Regions from separate parts of the Homo sapiens genome. Here region 2 is linked to region 1. Evidence: read pairs that join two places in POLR2A ChIA-PET (ENCODE). Cell type or tissue: PC-9. All regions are shown on one strand. Links, peaks and the distances in the headings refer to the core of each region. The heading gives the core; the rest is flanking DNA.

What was found. ChIA-PET counts read pairs that join two places held together with the same protein. Peaks named below come from ENCODE experiments on the same cell type or tissue, not always from the same donor. Only the 100,000 strongest peaks of a DNase experiment are listed, where the experiment ranks them.
Region 2: POLR2A ChIA-PET joins it to region 1 with 10 read pairs; 3 of 35 experiments call an interaction of 5 or more read pairs at or near these places.

The regions. Positions count from the first base shown.
Region 1 is chr2:237,068,530-237,079,403 of GRCh38, forward strand. All of the region lies in intron 1 of COPS8-DT (COPS8 divergent transcript), which reads right to left. Among named protein-coding and RNA genes, the nearest start is that of COPS8-DT, 12 kb to the right of the region's middle. RefSeq lists an enhancer at 7,101-7,670. In PC-9, for the core only: CTCF peaks have their summits at 3,998 (motif pointing left) and 4,221; DNase peaks (open chromatin) are centred at 5,162 and 7,582; H3K27ac peaks cover 475 bases; H3K27me3 peaks cover 774 bases.
Region 2 is chr2:237,426,915-237,437,788 of GRCh38, forward strand. No RefSeq gene overlaps it. Among named protein-coding and RNA genes, the nearest start is that of COL6A3, 18 kb to the left of the region's middle. RefSeq lists an enhancer at 5,995-6,501. In PC-9, for the core only: a CTCF peak has its summit at 5,741; DNase peaks (open chromatin) are centred at 4,621 and 5,997; H3K4me3 peaks cover 775 bases; H3K27ac peaks cover 3,071 bases.

The sequences.
Region 1 (10,874 bases), core at 1,943-9,942:
TTCTCCCCTTCTCAGTCCTGTTGCTTTCTTATGTTATTTCTTGCACAAACACACAAACTTACAAGTCTTCAGGCTGTTAATGGTTTATTCCCATCTGCTTATATTTTGATGTTCCTAAGAATGCCTTGTGACCTAGCTTTATTGTTTATGTCATCCATGGCTTTCTGATTCTCTATCTAGTTTTCTGTCTATTCTTATGGGGGAATTCAGAGAGTTTCAAAAACTATACTATCATCAGTATGGCAGTTCCTCACTTGTCTTTCCCCAATCTTTAAGAATTCTTTATTTATTAGTGCAATTAACCCAGTGTCTCTGATATACATTGCAGCTACTTTCCACTATGTTTTTAAAAACAGTAGCTGTGGCAATTTTTTTTGTATACATAGGTGCTATGGTTTGAATATTTGTCCTTTCCAAACTCATATTGAAACTTAATCCCTAATATGGCAGTATTGAGAAGTGGGACCTTTAAAAGATGATTAGGTCATTAAGGCTCTTCCTTCTCAAATAGATTGATCCATTCATGGATTAATGGGTAAATGGTGACTTTACAAGAAGAAGAGGGAAAATCTGAGCTAGCACACTCAGCCCCATCACTATGTGATGTCCTGCCCCAACTTGGGCCTCTGCAGAGAGTCCCCAACAGTAAGAAGGCCCTCACAAGATGCAGCCCCTTGACCTTTGACTTCTCAGCCTCCATAACTGTAAGAAATAAATTTCTTTTCTTTAAAAACTACCCAGTTTCAGGTATTCCATTATAGACAACAGAAAATGAACTAAGACAATAAATTTCTTTGCAATGTTTATATGTCCAATTTTGTTTGTTTTTTCTTTCTTGGCATCTCATCTGGATTTTGAGTCATAATGAAAAAGCTTTTCCCCATAGGTGAATTCACTCATGTTGCCTCCGAGTGCTTGTTTGATGTCATCTTTTACACTTACATTTCTAATTCATTTAGAGTTTATTGTGTATCATGTGAGATATGTTTATTTAATTTTCTCTGCGTCATTTATCAAAAATCCAATCACTTTTCCAGCACTTGAAATGTCATCTTTATCATACATTAAATTTCCATATGTACTTGAGTTATTTCTAGACTTTCTATTCTATTCCACTGATGTGTCTGTCTAGTCATGCACAAATACCGTAAGGTTTATTTTTAAAATACTTTCATTTTAAAACATTCATTATGAAATATTAAAAGATACACAAAAAAGTTCAAAGAGTAAGACAATGATGACCCATGTACCACAGCTGAAACCTTGGTAAACCAAAACTAAAATTCTAAGCCCCCCAACTGACTGAATTGAATCCCCATCTCAGCTAAGGGCATACCAAAGTAAATCTGAATAAATGGTTCAGGCCATAATGGGAAGGGGGGTTCAGACATGCCAAATTATATTCTCCTCCCTTTGGAATTCAGGCACAACTAGCCAGCATTAACATTAGAACAGGAATGTTAAGATGGACAAAACAGGGGCCGGGCATGGTGGCTCATACCTGTAATCCCAACACTTTGGGAGGCCAAGGCAGGTGGATCATGAGGTCAGGAGATCAAGAGCATCCTGGCTAACATGGTGAAACCCCATCTACTAAAAATACAAAAACAAAATTAGCTGGGCGTGATGGCAGGTGCCTGTAGTCCCAGCTACTTGGGAGGCTAAGGCAAGAGAATGGCATGAACCTGGGAGGCGGAGTTTGCAGTAAGCCGAGATTGTGCCACTGCACTCCAGCCTGGGCGACAGATCCAGACTCCATCTCAAAAAAAAAAAAAAAAAAAAAAAAGATGGACAAAACAGACTCTTTGTAGCAATAAGATAACCTGACTCTAATGTACCATCACATGACAGATAGCAGGCACTGAAAGAAATCAAAGCATTTTACCCCAAAATATATTCCTTTGACATATTTTTAATAGCCCTGGAAAGCTGTCTCATGTGGGGAAAACCTACACTCTATACAGAATCATCTCCCCTTTTCAGATCTTTTTCTGATCCAGGAGAGAATTAACTAAGAGTTTGCACCTTTTAAGGCCTAATAAGAGACATATACCATCTATTCTCCACAATAAGAACCTTGATCTCCACAGCTCCTTATCTTAACCTGGATACTGCTTTCTATTGATTCCAGGTCTTTAGATAATATAATAACCAATTGCCAATCAGAAAATCTTTTCATCTATCTATGACCTATAAGCACACCCCCACCGTGCTTTGAGTTGTCCCACCTTTCCAGACCAAACAAATGCATATCTTACCTGTATTGATCGATATCTTATGTTTTTCTAAAATGTATAAAACCCAACCACTTTGGGCCCATGTTCTCAGGACCTCCTGGGGCTGTGTCACAGGTCATGATTCCTCACATTTGGCTCAGAATGAATCGCTTCAAATATTTTACACAGTTTGACTCTTTTTCATCAGCAACATTTTGTGTACCCTTCCCCCAGAATATCGCAGAAATCCTGCTGGGGAAGGGTACAATGAATCCTACCAACAACCATATAAGTGATCTTGGAATGGGATCCTTCCCCAGTTGAGCCTTGAGATGAGACCACAGCCCCAGACAACACCTTAATCACAGCCTCATGAGTGACCCTGATAGAGAGAACACAACTAAGCTACACAAGGATTCCTGAGCCACAAAAAGCATGAGATAACCCATGTCTGTTGTATTAATCTGCTAAGTTTTGGGATTGATATGTAATCTTAATTGATAAAGAAATAGACTAGTAAATTCTAGAAAACCCCAAGAGAACTAAAGGAATTCCTCAAGGCAATATGGTTCACTCTAGTGTGAGGGCTGAGTGTATTTGCCGCTGTATCCCAGCACTTAGTGAAGTGTCTGGCACTCAGTAGGTGCTTAATAAGAAAATGGCTCCTGGAAAGAGAAGAACAGACCTGGGTGGGAATGAGTAGAACTTGGAATGGGGAAGTAGGCAGAGTGGATCCCAGTGTGGAGTCCATTTGAAATTGAAAGGGTTATCAGGAAGAACATGGATTCACAGTGTGGCCTCAGATATTCTGCTGTGACTGGGTATAAAGCCATTTCCAGGCTGTCTCTGGCACTGATCCCCAGGAGTTTGGACATAACTGGGGTGAACACTCATTGGTGCTGTGGGGCCTCCTCAATCTGTGCAGTGCTGCTGAGAACATGGGCTTTGGAGTCAGAGAGCCCTGAGTTTAAATCCCTGAGACTTGTGTGACCTTGGGTTAGTTATCTGACTTCTCTGAACCTCGGTTCTTCATTTGGTGTCATGAGTATTGCAGATGAATCAAATGAGGTAGCTTAATAAATGGTCATTCAAATCCAGCCGAATCCAGTTTAAAAAGCATCCTCAACTCTTATCAGACAGGTACCTCCCAGGACATGCAACAGCCTCAAGCTGGTTCCTGTCGGCCCCTCCTATGGCCATGGAAGTTTTCTATAGAGGCCAGGGACTCAGTACCCCTGGGGCTCACACACCCCTTTGAGAAGGCCATGAACGCTGTGTAAAGTTATGATGAACAAAAAGTCTATTTCCCCGGGAACCTGCAGTAGAAGCGCCTGGCGTTTCTGTAGGGACCGGACTGTGCTCCCTGCAGAACGCCCTTCCTAGCGCAAAGACCTAGCGGTGCCCAGAGGAAAGCCTTCCTGATACCTTCCCCTCCTACTCTCCCGGGAACTTCATCCAGTTTTTCCACGGATGCTTCGGGCTGATCACGACCTTTCTCCCAGCCTCACGGACAAGGACGAGGTCCACTCGGATTGGACAACCTGATTCAGGATGGAGCCAAGAAGGGGATGCAGCGCGAGGAAGCCTGTCAAGACTTAGACAAACATACAGCACCTGGAAAGGGACTCCCCGAAAGCACACTTAAAGGGACTGCCACTTAAAAAGTAATTTTTGGGGAAAGAAAAAATAAAGAGAGGAGGAAAAGTTAGGCCCAACCCAAGGCCTGTCCGCTTTCCCTCAGCCAGTGGGAAATTAAGGATCCTGCATGGTGCCACAGCGCCCCCTGGTGGGAAAGACTGAGATTGCACTGAAGATCTCCAGACATCCATGTCTGGCTTTACCCTCTCACCTCTACTTGGGAGGGAAGAACATTGGAAATTATTTCCCAAGACTGCATTCCCTCAAGTTAAGTATAATGCTTGATTTCCACTATCAAAGGTAAAAAAGACATGTCTTAAAACCCTGTGTGAATAAGGTCGTGGGACATCCCAACCTAGCATTCCTATAATTAACAAAAATCACCATTTATTTGCCCACGTCCTGAGCCAAGAATAATCTAACGCAATGCTTAAGACAGCCTTACCATGCAGCCTGTCTGTTAACCATAGTTTTACAGGTGCAGGCATAGACTCGGAGAGGGGCTATGGCCTTGCTCAAGGTCACGCGGTCAGTGCCAGGATTCTCAAGCCTGGGCTCTCAAACGCATCGCTATTAACTGCCTAGGAAAAACATGACCGTCTCTGCTTGGTTCCCTCAAAATACATGATTAATTCTTTTTGATTCCCAACATTGTTATGTTTCTTTTCTCACTGAATATTGACTTTCCATTAAGCAACTCCAAAGCCTAGTTTTTCTAAGAAAGTATAAGTCATCCCTTTGAGAAAGCTTACTGATCACATACTGTTTTCAAGGTGGCTGGGCTAGGCACTGTGGGAAAAGTCCACTGGCGGGAGGCTCCCAATAACCTAAGGTGACTTTGGTGACTCTGACATAAGGCTACGCTGAGATGCTCCAAGCTTTGAAATCAATGTGTGTCGCTAGTATAAGAACTGGATTAGGCTTGGGGGGTCACTGTGATACAGACGGGCTTGGGTGCAAAGTGTACTTGGAGTTGGAGAGCTCTGAGTAAGCAGAAGGCAGGAGAGGGGAGGGACGGGCAATGCTCAGGATTAGGGCCCCTGATCAAGCACACGGGACGTGGCAACCACAAGAAATCTGGGGCAAATAATTTGGTAGCAGCCTTCATTTTAGCACAGAAATGCCGACAAGTTTCTTCTTGCACGCCCACTCTGATCTTTTGGTAGAAGCAGGCTGAAGTTATTTGTTGGGAGGACTCTGAAGCCATGCCCAGGCTCCACGGGAAAGTCAGCTGTGATTGACTAGAAGAGAGCTGCCTGCACACAAGAAAACTATGCAAAAAGGCTGGGCGTGGAGGAAATGACCTAACACAACAGGAGAAAATCCGAGAGAACGAGATAAGAGTACTAGAGCCTGAACCCAGTGGGAATGGATAGGGTTCTGAGTGATTCTGTGGGCATGGAAGAATGTGGAAGATAGAAGTAATCAGCATAAACAAGTAGGAAGTATTGCAGGACAGAAAACAGATGTCTCAGGCAGACAGATGATACTGGGGAGGGCAACTATAAAGAGAGAAGGGGACTCCTTGGAGGTCAACATGGCTGTCCTGTCCCTGGCTCTCCTGGCCCGGCCCCTGAACTGAGATCCAGGAGAGCAAGTTATGAGGGGAGAGCAGCATCTGGACATGCTTTTGTCCTCTTTGTCAGAATTGCCATGGGAGCTGAAAGCATCTGCCCAGCTGATATGCTTTGGATCTGTCCCGCCAAATCTCATGTCTGATTGTAATCCCCAGTGTTGGAAGTGGGGCCTGGTGGGAGGTGGTTGGATCACAGGGGTGGATTTCTCATGAATGGTTTAGCACCATTGCCTTGGTGGTGTTCTCGCGATAGTGAGTGAGTTCTCCTGAGATCTGGGTGTTTAAAAGTGTGTGGCATCTCTTCACTCTCTCTTGCTCCTGCTCCCACCATGAGAGACACCTGTTCCCCCTTTGCCTTCTGCCATGATTGTAAGTTTCCTAAGGCTTCCCCAGAAGCCAAGCTGATGCCAGAATCATGCTTCCTCTACAGCCTGTGGAACTGTGAGCCAATTAAACCTCTTTTTTAAAATAAACCACCCAGTCTCAGGTATTTATAGCAGTGTGAGAACAGAATCATACAGGATCCCACTGCTTGAGTCATAGAAGGCAAAAGGAAAAGAGCAAGAGTGGATGGAAAACAAGGAAGGTAAAAGCAAGGTGAGATCCTGTGCTCAGGGAATAAAGTAAAGAAAAGTGAGCACACTTAGCATTCATTCAACAAACATTTATGCAACGCCTGCTATGTGCAGTCCTCATAATACAGCAAGCTTCATTGAGATCACAGAATTAAAATAAAACTAGAAATCAAAAGCATAATGACCTGTTCTATATTTCCACTCACGCCGTTAGCCACGACATATGTCCTGACTCAGGAAACAGCTAATGAGTGTGAGAGCGGCCTTCAATGATGTCATGTGCCTGGAAGCCACCCTGCTCTAGAAGCACCATCGCTCTGCTCTCAGGTCGCTGCCTGCCTGTGCTCTTCCTCCATGCTTTATTTATAACCCCTTTGCCTTTGCCTCTACCACTGCCATCATTTTTCACAGCTTTTCTTTATTCCTCCAAATTTCCCCTAACATGTATCTGCCCTTAGCTCCAGGGCCCTTCTGAAGTTTTGCAAAAATGTTCTCTTTTATTATTCACTTGCCAACACAAGCATTAGTAAAAAGGAGGAGAAAAAAAAGAAAGAAAAGTGCCCTATTTTTAAAGTTTGAAATGTTAAAGTTGTCTAAGATTAGAAGAACAAAATCTTCATTGATTTTATAATATTGTAAGGAGATACTTTTCACCCATAATCTAGCTCTTTAAGCTTATCGTAATGTTCATTTGCATGTTTCCTTTCAACATTTCCCCAAAAATCTAGTCTGGGTTATGATATATAATAACCAAGAGGTATACACAATATTATTTTTCATGTTTTTTCAAAGTTATTTCAGAAACACTACTTTTACATAGACTTCATATTTATGAATTTAATAGCTATTGTACTTTATGCTGCTGTCCCATTTTTAGCTGTAGCTTATTTCCTCTTTTTAATAACTTCCTCAGGATAACTTCCCAGAGCCAGAACACTAAGTCCAAGGCTAAGTCTGTTTCATTGCCCTCATTGTGTATTGTTACCTGGCTTTCCAAACGGGTAGCATCTACTGCCACTGGGGATGACATTGCCAAGAGATCCATTGGAAAATTCGCTGGTCATGGACATCAATGTCCAATGGCAATGGTCCAATGGCAGCATCCCCCAAACTCCAGTTCCTCCAGAGGACAACTCATCAGAATTAGTAATCTCCTCTAGTCTGCTGAATGTTCAATGCCTCAGGAATAATAATAATAATAAATGCATCCCATTCTTTCCCTATCTGTTCTCACCCCAGTGACCCCTGCTCCAAGAGGCAGCCACTCATGCTGTGGGGCAGGGTTGGTTTCCACCCTAAGCAGAAAGCCCAGGACTCCTGGCCACAAGGAGGGCTGGCTCAGGGCTGGCCTATTTCTGCAGCTGCTTTCCAGCAACTCTGACACAGACCCTTTTTGGCAGAGCCATCGTCATCGCCTGGGGCCCATCTTCTAGCCTCAGGTCCTGCGGCCTCCAGCCAGGTGAACCATCTGGAAATCTTTCTCACTGATATCCATGAACTCTCCACCTCTTGCCTGCCTGCCTGGCTGGACTCTAAACCTGATACACTTCATGGCTGCAAATGATCTGTGTTTACTTTTCTTCTTGTGGGTTTGGCAGGGGCTAATGTCACATTCCTCTCTTCTGTAGGTGACCTTCCTGCCTGGGGCTTCCGGGGCTTGGTGACACATGCCCTGCAGCACAGAGGCCACTCTACCATCACTGGGGCCCCAACCACACAGTCACCAGACTAGGTGCGCTGAGTGTCTTCCATTTGTCCCTCCCATCCACTCTCCATGCTCTCCTCCCCATTATGCCTCAGAAGGCCAGCCGTATAAGCAACTGCTGCAGACTTCCTGCCCTCGGCTTCCGGCTGGGCTCAGCCAATGGGGATCCCCCGCAGGAGGTCAGAGGGAGAGATGGTAGGAAGGTCCTCTGAGTATTGATTCCTCACTCCCTCACTGCCTGGCTGGCCCTTCAGTGAAAGATCAGAGTCCCAGCCAAGCAGTCTTTGCTGGGCTCTACTAAATATTCCCTCCAATTGTCTTACAAAAATTCACCCACTGAAAGCTTCCAATTGTACAAACATCACCACAATAGAAGTTTAAAATATTTTCATCACTTTAGGAGGCTGAGGTGGGCGGATTGCCTGAGCTCAGGAGTTACAGATCAGCCTGGGCAACATCGTGAAACCCTGTCTCTACTAAAAATACAAAAAATTAGCCAGGCATGGTGGTGCATGCCTATAATCCCAGCTACTTGGGAGGCTGAGCCACGAGAATCACTTGAACCAGGGAGGTGGAGGTTGCAGTGAGCTGAGATAGTGCCACTGCACTCCAGCCTGGGCAACAGAGTGAGACTGTAAAACAATAATAATATTTTCATCACCCCAAAAAGAAACCCCAGATCCATTAGCAGTAATTTCCTATTTCCCCCAAACATCCCAGCCCATGGCAACCACCAATCTGCTTCTCTCTATGGACTTGCTATCCTGGACACTTCATGTAAATAAAATCATACAATACGGGCTTTGTGCATCTATCTTCTTTCACTTAATATATGTTTTCAAGATTTAACAATATTGTAGAATGTATCAGCACAGCATTACTCATTACGGGTGAATAATATTTTGTTGCATCGATATACCACATTTTATTTATTCAATCGCCAGTTGATGAACATTTGGTTTTTTTCTTCTTGTTGGCTATTATGAATTAAGCTTGCTATGAACATTCACTTACAAGCATTTGTGGGGATATACGTTTTCCTTTCTCTTGGAATGAAAGTGGAATATACCTACAGAATACACCTACGAGTGGACATATGGCAACTCTATGAAAACTTCTGAGGAGTTACCAGACTGTTTTCCAAAGCAGCACCATGGTATAGTCCTTCAGCAGGGCATAAGGGCTCTAGTTTCTCCAAATCCTCACCAACACTTGCTGCTGCCTTTTTATTATAACCACCCAAGTAGGTGTGAAGTGCTATCACACTGTGATTTTGATTTGCATTTGCCTGATGACTAATGACGTAGAACATCTTTTCACGTGTGTTTTGAACATCTGTCTTCTTTGGAGAGACATCTGAGCAAATCCTTACTCCATCTTAACATCAGGTTATTTGCCTTTTTATTTTTGAGTTTTAAGAATTATCAATATATTTTAAATTCAAGTCTTTTATCTGGCATGTGACTTGTAAAAATATTCTTCAATTCTTGGTTCTTTTCACTTTTTGATGGTGTCTTTCGAAGAACAAAAGTTTAATTATGATAATGTCCAATTTATCGATTTTTTTCTTTTGTTCCTTGTGCTTTTGGTGTCATATCTAAGAAATCAGTGCCCAATGCCTGGACATAAAGATTTATCCTATTTTTTTCTATAGTTTTAGCTCTCACACTTACGTCTTAGATCTATTTTGAGTTAATTTTTGTAGGTGGTCTGAGATAGAGGTCCAACTTCATTTTTCTGCATGTAGCTATACAGTTGTTCAACCATCATTTGTTGAGAAGACTGTTCTTTCCCCCACTGAATGGTCTTGATACCCTGGTTGAAAATCAATTGACTATCAATGCAAGGGCTCATTTCTGCATCCTCAATTCTATTTAATTGATCTTTATGTCTACTCTTATTATCCATTTACCGAAATGTCTATCTAATGTTTATTATTGTAGCTTAACAGTAGGTTTTGATATCAGAAAGTATGAATCCTCATAGTTCTTTGTTTTCAAGACTGTTTTGGGGTATTCTGCATTCCTTAAGTTTGTATATGAATTTTAGGATCAGCTTGTGAATTTTAGTATTGCAATCATAATATAAAGTCTCCCAATCCATGAACAAGGGATGTCTTCCATTTACCTAGGTCTTTAATTTTCTTCAACATTGTTGAGTAGTTTTCAGAGTTTAAGTTTTACACTTCTTTTATTATATTTATTTCTAAGTATTTTATTCTTTTTCATACTATTACAGGTGATATGGTTTGGCTGTGTTCCCCACCCAAATCTCATCTTCAGTTGTAGTTCCCATTATCCCCATGTGTCATGGGAGGGACCTGGGGGGAGGTAACTGAATCATGGGGGCAGTTACCTCCATGCTGTTCTTGTGATAGTGAGTGAGTTCTCAAGGTATCTGATGGTTTTTCTTTTGCTGTTGTTTTATTTGTTTGTTTTTTGAGGAGTCTCACTCTGTTGCCCAGGCTGGAGTGCACTGCAACCTCTGCCTCGCGGGTTCAAGTGATTCTGGTGCCTCAGCCTCCCGAGTAGCTGGGAATACGGGCGTGTGCCACCACGCCCAGCTAATTTTTTTTGTATTTTTAGTAGAGACAGGGGTTTCGCCATGTTGGCCAGGATTTTCTCGAACTCCTGACCTCAGGTGATCTGCCGGCCTCAGCCTCCCAAAGTGCTGGGATTACAGGTGTGAGCCACTGTGCCCAGCCATCTGATGGTTTTAGAGGCAGTTTTCCCTGCTCTTGCTCTTGCTGTCTCTTTCCCGCTGCCGTGTGAAGGTCTGCGCTTCCTTTTCACCTTCCACCATGATTGTAAGTTTCCTGAGGTCTCCCAGGTGTGCAGAACTAAGTCATTTAAACCTCTTTATAAATTACCCAGTTTTGGGTAGTTCTTTATATTAATAGTAGTGTGAGAATGGACTAATATAACAGGTGAAATTGTTTTCTTAATTTCATATTTGGCTTATTCATTGCTAATATACAGAAATAAAATTGATATTTGCATGTTGATTTTGTATCCTGCAACCTCGCTGGACCCAATACTATGTCAATCAAGGAAAATGACCAAAGCAAGTCTCAATCATTTTAAGGAGGTGTATTTGCCAAAGTTAAGGGTGTGCCTGGGAGACATGTCTATGCCTTTTTCGAGAGATGATTTTGAGAGCTTCAA
Region 2 (10,874 bases), core at 1,849-9,848, 360 kb after region 1:
CCCAAAATACATTCAGGCTTGCGCCTCTTAAGGTCTAATTCTACTCTTCACTTTTAATCTGTACCCAAAGATCTGGATTGAGCTCTTTGAAACTTCTAGTTAAATCCAAAAGTCTAGTAAAAGCCCTTATTTTCTAAAAGAAATGATTCTACTTGGGCTGGGCGCAGTGGCTCATCCCTGTAATCCCAGCACTTTGGGAGGCCAAGGCGGGTGGATCACCTGAGGTCAGGAGTTCGAGACCAGCCTGACCAACATGGTGAAACCCGGTCTCTACTAAAAAACAAACACTATTAGCCAGATGTGGTGGCACATGCCTGTAATCCCAGCTACTTGGGAGCCTGAAAATGGAGAATCGCTTGAACCCAGGAGACGGAGGTTGCAGTGAGCAGAGATTGTGCCATTGCACTCCAGCCTAGGCAACAAGAACGAAACTCCATCTAAAGAAGGAAGGAAGGAAGGAGAAAGAAAGAAAGAAAGAAAGAAAGAAAGAAAGAAAGAAAGAAAGAAAGAAAGAAAGAAAGAAGGAAAGAAAGAGAAAGAAAGAAAGAAAGAGAGAAAAGAAAAGAAAAAAGAAAGGAAGGAAGAGAAAGAGGGAGGGAGGGAACAAATCACAATACCATTTAAGACTTCTTTTGATTTAACTTGCCATTAAAAAATATGGTGGCCAAGAAAATGTATAATGAACAAATCTTCTGTAGGTAGCTGTTGATAAAATTTAACAATTTCAAAACAGAAATGGGCCAGAGTATACAAAAGTCATGGCCATCCCTGTGGAAGGGGAGGAGAGTAAGGCCATGCTTGCTCCAAGAACCATCCTTCAGAGATGTGAGGCCAGGTCATGCCTCACTGGCCCTCATTCTCCTGAAGATGGACATTGGGATGAGCTTTATGAGTCCTGAGGGGTGGGCAGACCAAGGAATCATTGTTGTTCACTCCCACTTCTCAGACACGGACATTACGCAGCTCCAAGGGAGTTAGGACTCAGCAGCTGAAAACCACCAATTCATGCCTCATCAGTGTCAATGTCAGTCCCCACACTTGTACTTCCAGATGTCTATGAGGTTGTGCCAAGCAGCCCCTCTCACATGCCTTACCACTGGGTTCCAGTGGTGTCTCTACTCTGGCTGTGAAAGGCCATGTAGTGCAGCACAGTGGCCCCTCAGCCATTCTGGGGTGGCTTTGGTTCATCCCTTTGATGTGAAGTCCTACCCTCATCTCCTGCAAGGTGGCTCTCCATCTCAGTCTGTAAAGTTCCTGCATGGCTGTGAGTCTCTGCAAAGATGCAGTTCTGTCCCCTCTGATCTGCTTCGTTAATGGCAGGACAGCAGGCAAGCTGAGTTTCGGGTCTTGTTTCTGGTTTGAGGTTCGGTTTTGGTATTGATGTTCTTCACTACCCAACAATGCCAACTCCTTCTCTGACACCAGGTGCCTCCCTGACTCATCATCATGGGGAAGCCCCACTCTCTGGAAAGTGGCCCCAAGGTCAGGAAGCCTCATCTGCTATAGGCTCTGTGCATTCTGTGGGGGCCCCTGCCACCTCCATCAAGTGGCAATGATCAGCACTGAGTGCAGGCTCAATGGTGGGAACATCACATGCTTTGCCTTCTCTAACCTCACCACAACACCATGAGACACTCTTGTCACCATTGACATCTACAGATGAGGAAAATGAGGCTTGGAGCAGTTAAGAAATCTGCCCAAGCTCACTGTTCTAATAAGTGATAAAACTGAGATTTGAACCCAGACAGTTGAGCCCTGCACAAACTCCCAAGGGGGGAAGATGAAGACAGACTTCAAATAGACCCAGAGTTCAGTCGTAAAGGTGCTTGAGATTTAGATGGGCCTGGGAAGAGAGCCCCACAGCCTCAAGCAGTCATTGTGCATCCTTCCTCTATTCATAACTCTCTCAACTCTCCATCCCTCTCCCTCCTCTTAAAATATCAGGGCATTTACTGGGATTATTCTGTAAAGGAGCTGGAGAAAATCAAGCTTCCTCAATTCCTAGCATTGAACAAATGCTTTGCCAACCAAAACCATTTCTCCTCACAATTTGATTGGATGTTGGCAGGTGGCAAAGGAAGCAAGTGCTGAGTTCTCCACTCATTCTTCTGTCTGATGAGTGTCTTGAGCCTCCTCTTTCCCATGAGTCTCTTTGAATCACTGGTGCAATAGGAGAGCTTCATGTCACACCAAAATATGTCAATCCACAGAATTCAAAAATTTCATCATTAAAAGCCTCCTGAGAGAGCGTCTAGTGCAAATCTTCATCCTACAGATGAGGAAACTGAGGCAAGAAGAGACCATGACTGGCACAGGAAGGTCTAGCTGCAGATCCACTGCAGAGCCTCAGCCTCCAGCTCCCTGCCAGTCCCAGCTCTCTTGATGACCTTCTCATCTTTCTGTGGTTCTCCAGGTGGGCTGCTGCATACTCTCTAACCCTCAACCACAAACTTCCTGAGGAGAACATTGACTTTTTCTCTATATTTTCAGTGTCAACATGTTTTTCCTTTTTTTTTTTTTTTTTTTTTTTTTTTTTTTTTTTACTATTTTGATCTTTGGTAGAAGACACACTATAATGATGCTTCTTCCCTATTGTAAATCAGCCTTGGTTTTTCCCTCATGTCATGCACATCACCTAAGTGACACCGAGTCACATCCCTGCAATGTTCATGGGGAAAGAAACGGGCTTCTTCTGCCCTTTTGTCCTTGTTGGCTTTCCAGCCCTCAGCCTGTATCCAAGATGCAAACAGTTGAAGCTTCTATACAGTTGCTTGAGATCACAAGTCTCCAAGATACTGAAAACATATGAAACTCAAGTTTCAGATACAAAAATTACAGGCAGAATAAAGACAGGGTTGAAGGCAAAATTCTTTTATCCTATTAGCCCCAAAATAAACGTAAGTGTGTCCCTAGCTTGGTGAGAACTTTTTGCAAAGGCTGCTGAGCAGCCCTGTGGGACTCTGGGGATTGTTGGTGCCCTGAATCCACTTACAACCCAGAAAGGAGGCACCCAGCCAGGAGGCGGGGCCCATGCTCACTGGAGTCCCTCAGCTTGCACCACTCCCTCACCTCTTGACTATGCTTCCCGTGACTCTGTCTCTATAGCATCTGACTTTTTTATTTTTTTAGACAAAATCTCACTCTGTCACCCAGGCTGGAGTGTGGTGGCACAATCTTGGCTCACTGCAGTCTTCACCTCCTGGATTCAAGCCATTCTCCTGCCTCAGCCTCTTGAGTAGCTGGGACTACAGGCATGGGTCACCACACTCAGCTAATTTTTTTGTATTTTTAGTAGAGACGGGGTTTCACCATGTTGGCCAGGCTGGTCTCAAACTCCTGAGCTCAAGTGATCCACCCACCTCAGCCTCTCAAAGTGCTGGGATTACTGGCATGAGCTACCACACCCAACCTAGCATCTGACATTCTCAACACTTCTTCCATTGCCATTCTGAGCTTATTCCTTGGGCTTAAGATGATCAGGATGTCAGAAATTTGGATCTATAACAAGGAAAAAAAGAGCTAACTTCTTGGTAGAACTTGACAAACTGATTCTAAAATTCACAAGGTACCCAGAATATCATGTAAAAGTAGAGCAGAGCTGAAGGACTCACTCTTCCTGATTCCAAAACTTACTACAAACCAACAGGAATCAAGACCACATGGGACTTACATAAGGATAGACATATAGATTAATGAATCCAAAAAGGCCCAGCAATAGACTCTTACATTTATGTTTAATTGATAACTAAACCTTTACATTTATGTTCAACAAGAGCACTAAAACAACTCCAAGGGAAACAGTTGTCTTTTCCATCATTCTTGGGAAAACAAGATATCCACATCCAAAAGAATGAACTTTGATCCCTACCTCACCTCATATACAAAAATTAACTCAAAATGAATCAAAGACCTAAATGTGGCTTGATGCAGTGACTCATTTCTACAATCCTAATGCTTTTGGAGGCCAAGGTGGGAGGATCACTTGAGCCCAAAAGTTTGAGACCAGCCTGGGCAACATAGTGAGACCACGTCTCTACAAAAGAGTTAAAAAATTAGCCATGCATGGTAGCACACAACTGTAGTTTCAGCTACTCAGGAGGCTGAGGTGGGAGGAGCTGGAGCCCAGGAGGTTGAAGCTGCACTGTGATCACACCACTGCACTCCAGCCTGGACCATGGAGCAAGATCCTGTCTCAAAAAAAAAAACAAAAAAACAACTAGCCATAAGAGCTAAAACTATAAAAACTCCTAGAAATAGATATAGGGGTATATCTTCACAACCTTAGATTAGCCAATGGTTTTTTTTTTAGATATGACACATAAAAAAAGCAACAAATAGAAAAATAGAAAAATTGGACTTCATCAAATTTTAAAACTATTGTGTTTCAAAAGACACTTTTAAGAAAGTGAAAAGACACCCCACAGAATGGGAAAAAATACTTGCAAATCACATATCTCATGAGAGATTTGTATCTAGAATAAATTATGAGTTCTCACAACTCAATAAAAGATAAAAAAAACCCAATCTGTAAAATGGGCAAAGCGCCTAAATAGACATTTCTCCAAAGGAGATGTACAAATGACCAATAAGTGTATGAAAAGATGCCCAATGTCACCAGTCATCAGAGAATGACAAATCAAAACCACAAAGAACTACCACTTCCAATTCACTAGGATGACTTAGATAACAAGTATTAATGAGAATACAGAGAAACTGGAACTCCCACACACTGCTGGTGGGAATGTAAAATGGTGCAGCCACCTCAAAAAAAAAAAACTTTCTGGCAGTTCCTCCAAAGGATCAACATAGAGTTATCCTATGACCCAGCAATTCCACCCCTAGCTATACACTCAAAAGGATTGAAAACAAATGTTCACACAAAAGCAAAACAAAAAAAATGTTTATTTTAGTAGCATTATTCCTAATAGGCAAAAAGTAGAAACAACCCAAATGTCCATCAAGTGATGAATGATCAAAATGTATTACATCCATGCAATGGAATATTAATCATCTATTAAAAAGAATGAAGTATTGATACACGCTACAACGTGGATGAACCTCAGAAACATTACGCCAAGTGAAAGAAGGCAGTCACAAAATATCATGTGTTCTATGATTCCATTCCTATGCAATGTTTGAATAACCAAACCTGTAAAGACAGAAAGGTCAGTAGTTGCCTAGAGCTGGGGAGCAGGAGGCAAGCGGAATACAGTGAGATGAGATGAAGTGAAATAGGATGAAATGAAATCATGCATCTTGTGCATTGACCCAGCAATGGAGAAGTGGGGGGCAGGCTGCAGGCTGGGGGCTGTCACTGGTCTGAAGGAGAGGATGTGGATTGTTGGCTACTCCATCTGACCTCCAATTTCTCTGTGGTGAAATGACAATAATGCCCTCATCTTTCCGGCCTCCCAGGGTTATCATGGAGATTGGTTGAGAGGAGTAAGTAGAAGAGATTAAAGGCCACAGAATGTTTTAGCACATGTAACAAATAAAGAGCCTTGGAACTTCACAGCCATTCATACTGTTCTCTTTGCCTGGAACATCCTCTCCCTCTTCTCCACCCAGACACTTAACAATCACTTCTGCTGTGCAGCCGTCCTTGGCAACCCAGACAGAGTGATGCCCTCCTGCAACAGGGCTGCCAGCAGGAGTGTACCCGACCTCCGTGTCATCACTTGTGCACACTGTGATAAGACCATGCACCTCTCGCAGACAGGACATGAGCTTTCACCTCTCTGTGTCCAGCCCACTGCTGACCACAGCACTGCAGGAGGATGAGCCCCTGCAGGAAGGAATGCTGGCTCTCTGGGGTAGATAAAGAAGGTTCTGGGGAAGGGAAGGGAGGAACAGGAACATGGGCTCCCTGCCAGGCTGTCCCAGGTCCGGGATGCCATCGGCAAGTGGGCGGGGACAGGCCTGGGTAGATGACATGGTAGTGAGTAAGTGGGGAGGCAGGCCAGCAGAGGAGCCAGGCTCACCTCCCGCCCGCCCACCTCGGCCACAGACCGGGAGGGGTCGGAGCACTGCGTTGGGGTTGATGAGCAGACGACTGCCAGGCAGCCATTCACAGGAAATGGCACAGACGCACATTGTTCCAGCTACCCCCCATCCTCCCTCAGGGGCAAAGTGAATGAGATACTCACCAAGGAAGCCGTTAGCAAAGGCGGACACTGATTCATGGTTTATAAGCAATGGTGAAGTCCTTTTTCCACTGGCTGCAGCCACGAATGGCCGAGAAGCTGTAAACAGTAACCGTAACCATGCATGAGCATCCCTACCTCGCTGTCTCCTCAACTCACCTCTCCAGCCCCGAGCGGGGTCACTGAGCATTGGAGAACTGCCCCGTAGCTTCTCACCTGCACGTTGGCAGTCTGCGTCCCCAGGAAACACACATGATCACTTTCTCAGACACCCAAGACCTGCATCAAATCTGCCAACTAAACTCTGGGAGGGGTGGCGAGTGGGCTGCAAGCCTGTTTCTTAGAAAGACAGTGAAGGAGAAGATAACAAGGCCTCAAGTTTGCCCAATAGGCTTTCTGGACAGCAGCATGGCCGGGAACTTGGTGGCAATAAGGTTGATGGCATCATTGCTTTACTCATTCATTCATGCCACTAAGCTGTCCCTGAGAGCTACCATGTGCCAGACTGTGCCATGGGCTAAAGGTACAGAAGGTACAGAACACAGATGGCTGCGTGTGACTCTTAGTGCAGGGGAAGGACTTTGCACTCTCAGGACATCCTCTGCACCCTTTTGCCACCTTCAGACTCCCAAGGAAGGAAGCCCATCCAGGTGCCGCCAGAGAGAGGTGCCTGGTAATCATGTCTATTGATGGCAACCACAGTGGAGATCCCGGAGCACAGGAGAAAAAAGCCCAGGAACCTTCCCTTTCCAGAATTGTCTGGGCCAGGCTGAGCTGCCCGGATGGCTTACAGCTCTGCACTCTGTATCATGGCTAAGGATGAGGGCTGTGATGGGTGATGGCCACATCATTGGCTACTCCCCCTCCAGCCCCTAGGATTCATTGTCCACGGGAGAGCCCATCTCCCAGCTGCTGCAGGTGCTGCTAAGCGCTCGCACAGGTAGCCTTCCCTGGAGAATCATCCCTAAGCAACAGCGGCCCCTCCCCAGAGGTCCCAAGAACTATGTCTCCCTCCAGAGAAGGCCCAAAGCCAAAGACTGGCAAAGGGAAGGCTGCCAAGCACTACAGGGCAAATCTAATGAATGCCCCTGAGCAACATGAGAGCCGGCTCGGCTGCACTTCCCCTGCACACCCCTTGCCCCACTTCCTCCCCGACCTCTCCCGCTCCCCTCCCTCCTGTGCTAGCTTCTCCCACAGCATCCATATCCCTTGATCAGTCACTTGCACTGAGAATTTGTCTCAGGCACTGTTTCCACGGAGCCAGACCTAAGACAGGTGTAAGCCAGAGGGTCTGGATCAAATCCCAGGTGTGATAAGTCACCGGGGGCCAAGTACTCAACCTCACCAGATCTCACTGTCTTTCTCTGTAAAATAAGGATAATAGTCACACTTGCACATAAGGGTGCAGTGCAGAGTGCATGCGTGCATAACACTTAAAGTAATTGGAACACACCTGGCCCATCAAAAGCACCTGGAGGAGACATCAGTTCTTACCACTGTAGCCAGAAGGTTGTCTCTCTGAGCTACAAATAAGACACTGGACACCCATTTAGTCAACCTTCTACAGACGATCACAGCCCAACCCAATCAAGCACCTACGTTTCACATTAGGCATGTCCATTTCAGGGTGTCTTATCCAGCGGCTGAGTTTGAAGGATCATTTTCAGGGTGAAAATTGGAAGAACTGATGAAGCTCACAAAAGCAAATAAATAAGCACGGCTTTTGCAGGATGCTTCCAGCAGAGCAGTGCTGGCAAGCCTGGCTGCCTGTCAGAGCCACTGGGGGGCTTATTAAAACTGCTAGCTCCCCTCCACCACCATCCCCCACCCCTTCCCTAGCTCCGCCCCTGAAGGTCTAATTCAGTCTAGTCAGCTGGAGTCATAAAAGCCTTCCTGGAGAAGAAGACACCTAATCTGGGTCTGGAAGGATGTGTGGGAGTTGTTCAAATGGAGCAGCCGTGCGGGGGCAGGACATCCCAGCACAGGGGACTGTGAGAGCCACGACGTGGGCCCTGGAACCCTGTGGTAGATGCAGAGAACCACAAACATTTCCGTACGGCTAGAAAGCGAGTGGGGGTGGCAGGAAGTGGTGGGAGGGGCTCACGATGCCAGTAATGACCATATTCAGGGGTGCTCCCGAGCCCTCCTTCCTTATGCCCCACGTGCTCCCACATCACCCCAGGAGATAATAAACGAAGGCGTGCACATGGGGGTCAGGCCCCTGGGAGTCAACAATGACTTCGGAGACCTCAGAGAGTCTGCAAGAAGCTTCCCTGGCTGCGTCCCTTGCCCCTTTAGGACCTGTAGGGGCCGTCTTTGCTGGGTGAGGTGCAGCTGAACTAAGGGTGAGCTGCTTTCCTCTGCCACCACAGGACTCAAATCCCATGGGGCCCCAGAGCAGGTGGACGGTGGTCCCCTGGCTTCTGCATGGCTGTGCCAGCCCACCCTTACAGGGACAGCATCACAGGCAGCAGAACTTCCAGCATTCTCAAAGGAGCTAGAAATTCCACCTTTTTTGTGAGATTTGAATTTTTACATGTTGGAGCAAATTTTTTCTCTGAAGCAAAACACATTTGCAGAGTCGTGACCTCTGCCAGGGAAGTGGGACAGAAGCTGGAGCCAGAAGACCTGAGGACAGGTCTCAATTCTGTCCCCTGGCTCACCAACAAGGGAGGGGTGGGCCACAGGGTCTTTCAGTGCCTTCCCAGCTGGACATTTCTGACCTCTCCTCTTCTCCTCTCCAAAATAAAAAAAAAAATCCTTAAATTTTCTAACCACCTCGGTGTAATTTTACTAGAGCATTAACTGAATTATAAATGTGTCTATTCAAACAAGGGCCTGGCCAGTGAAATTTTAACCAACTACCTGATTTCCAACTGTTTTCCATTGACCCATATATTAAAATAGTAGAAGGCCTTGGTCTCATGAGGCTTCTGGAGAAGCCTGCACGCAGCAGGAATGACACCCTGGTTGTGGAATTTCACTAGGCAACAGGCTCCAAACAGAAAATGTTAGCACTTTTGAGGACAAATAGTGTTTCTGGTACACTCTCTCCCCACCCCTTTCCTTTATCTAGTTTCTGCTCTTTCTTTGCTCTTTTATTTTTACTACTCCTTTTAAGAGTTCGTGTGTATTTTTACTAAACTTCAGTAGTACATATCCCCTCGCCAAAATGCTCCCTTCTCACTTTACACACTGCTGAAAATTATCATGCTGGCCCCTTCCTTGGAGTACAGTTCTGCCCTGTTGAAATGCTCACCCAGGAGGGGGCACCGAATTCCTGCTTTGTCACCAGGGACTGGGTGTTCAAAGAGTCGTTCATGGGGTGGGGCGTGTGGCCATGCCAGATAGCTGGTCAACCCCGGAGGAAGGCCAGCCCCAGGAGGGAGCAAGTGCAGTGTAGGGTCCAGCCAAGGGTTTATGAGCCTGAAGATTGGTTCAGGCAGCGGCGCCATCCTAAGGGAAAAACAGATACACCTCGAAGAGAAGCTGCTCCACCACTGCACCTGCTCTGTGCCACATGGAGGGTAAATGTCTGCTAAATGAACGCAAATGAAGAGGTCACCCCTTCATACTGTTGACTATCCCACCTGTGAGGGCCCAGGAGCAGAATGGTCACCTGGAGATCCAACAAGGTGGCTGTTTCCTTCATAGTCATCAGTAAGACTCTGCAGAAAACTCACTCCGCAGGGATTAGGCCAAAAAGAGGATGTGTCAGGAGTTTACAGGGTACCCTGGGTTGAATGGTGGCCCCAGAAAGGTATATCCATGTTCTAATCCCTAAACCTCAGAATATGGCCGTATTTGGAAAATGGGTCTTTCAGGTGTAATTAAGAATTTCGAGGCCAGGCGCGGTGGCTCATGCAGGTAATCCCAGCACTTTGGGAGGCTGAGGCGGGTGGATCGCCTGAGGTCAGGAATTTGAGACCAGCCAGGCCAACATGGTGAAACCCCGTCTCTACTAAAAACACAAATAATTAGCCAGGTGTGGTGGCACACGCCTGTAATCCCAGCTACTTGGGAGGCTGAGGCCAAGATTCACTTGAACCCAGGAGGAGGAGTTTGCGGTGAGCCAAGATCGTGCCACTGCACTCCAGCCTGGGTGACAAAGAGAGACTTTATCTCAAAAAAAAAAAAAATTTTTGAGATGAGATTATCCTGGACTGCCTAGGTGGGCCCTAAATCCACAAATAGTGTCCTTAGAGAGGGGGAAGAGAGAAGACTTGCAAGGGGAGCAGGAGGGGAAGGTCCTGTGAAAATGGAGAGATTGGGGCCGAGGAACACCAGAGCCACCAGAACCAGAAGAGGCAGGAAGAATTTTCCTCCAGAGCCTCTGGAAGGGAGCACAGCCCTGCCCACACCTGGATCTCAGACTTTTGGACTCTAAAACTGTGAGAAAATACATTTCTGTCATTCTAAGCCATCACGTTCATGGTGATTTGTTATGGCAGCCACAGGAAACAAAGAGAGGATGTCACCCTTAGAAGGGGTCCCATGGCACCTTGCCCAGTGAGGACAGGAGCTCAAATAGGACATGGGGAGGGTCAGAGAAGCAGCACTGGCTGGGGGTGATCTAAGCACCTGAGCCCATTTCTGTGGGCAGCCCCAGAATCAGCCATGGTCAGTGGACCAGAGAAAGGCCACTCCATGGAATAGCTTTTGGGGACCCAGGAGCCCGGTGGGTGCTGCACCTGTCCAGGACAGCTTGCTAAGGCATCAGTCATCACCAGA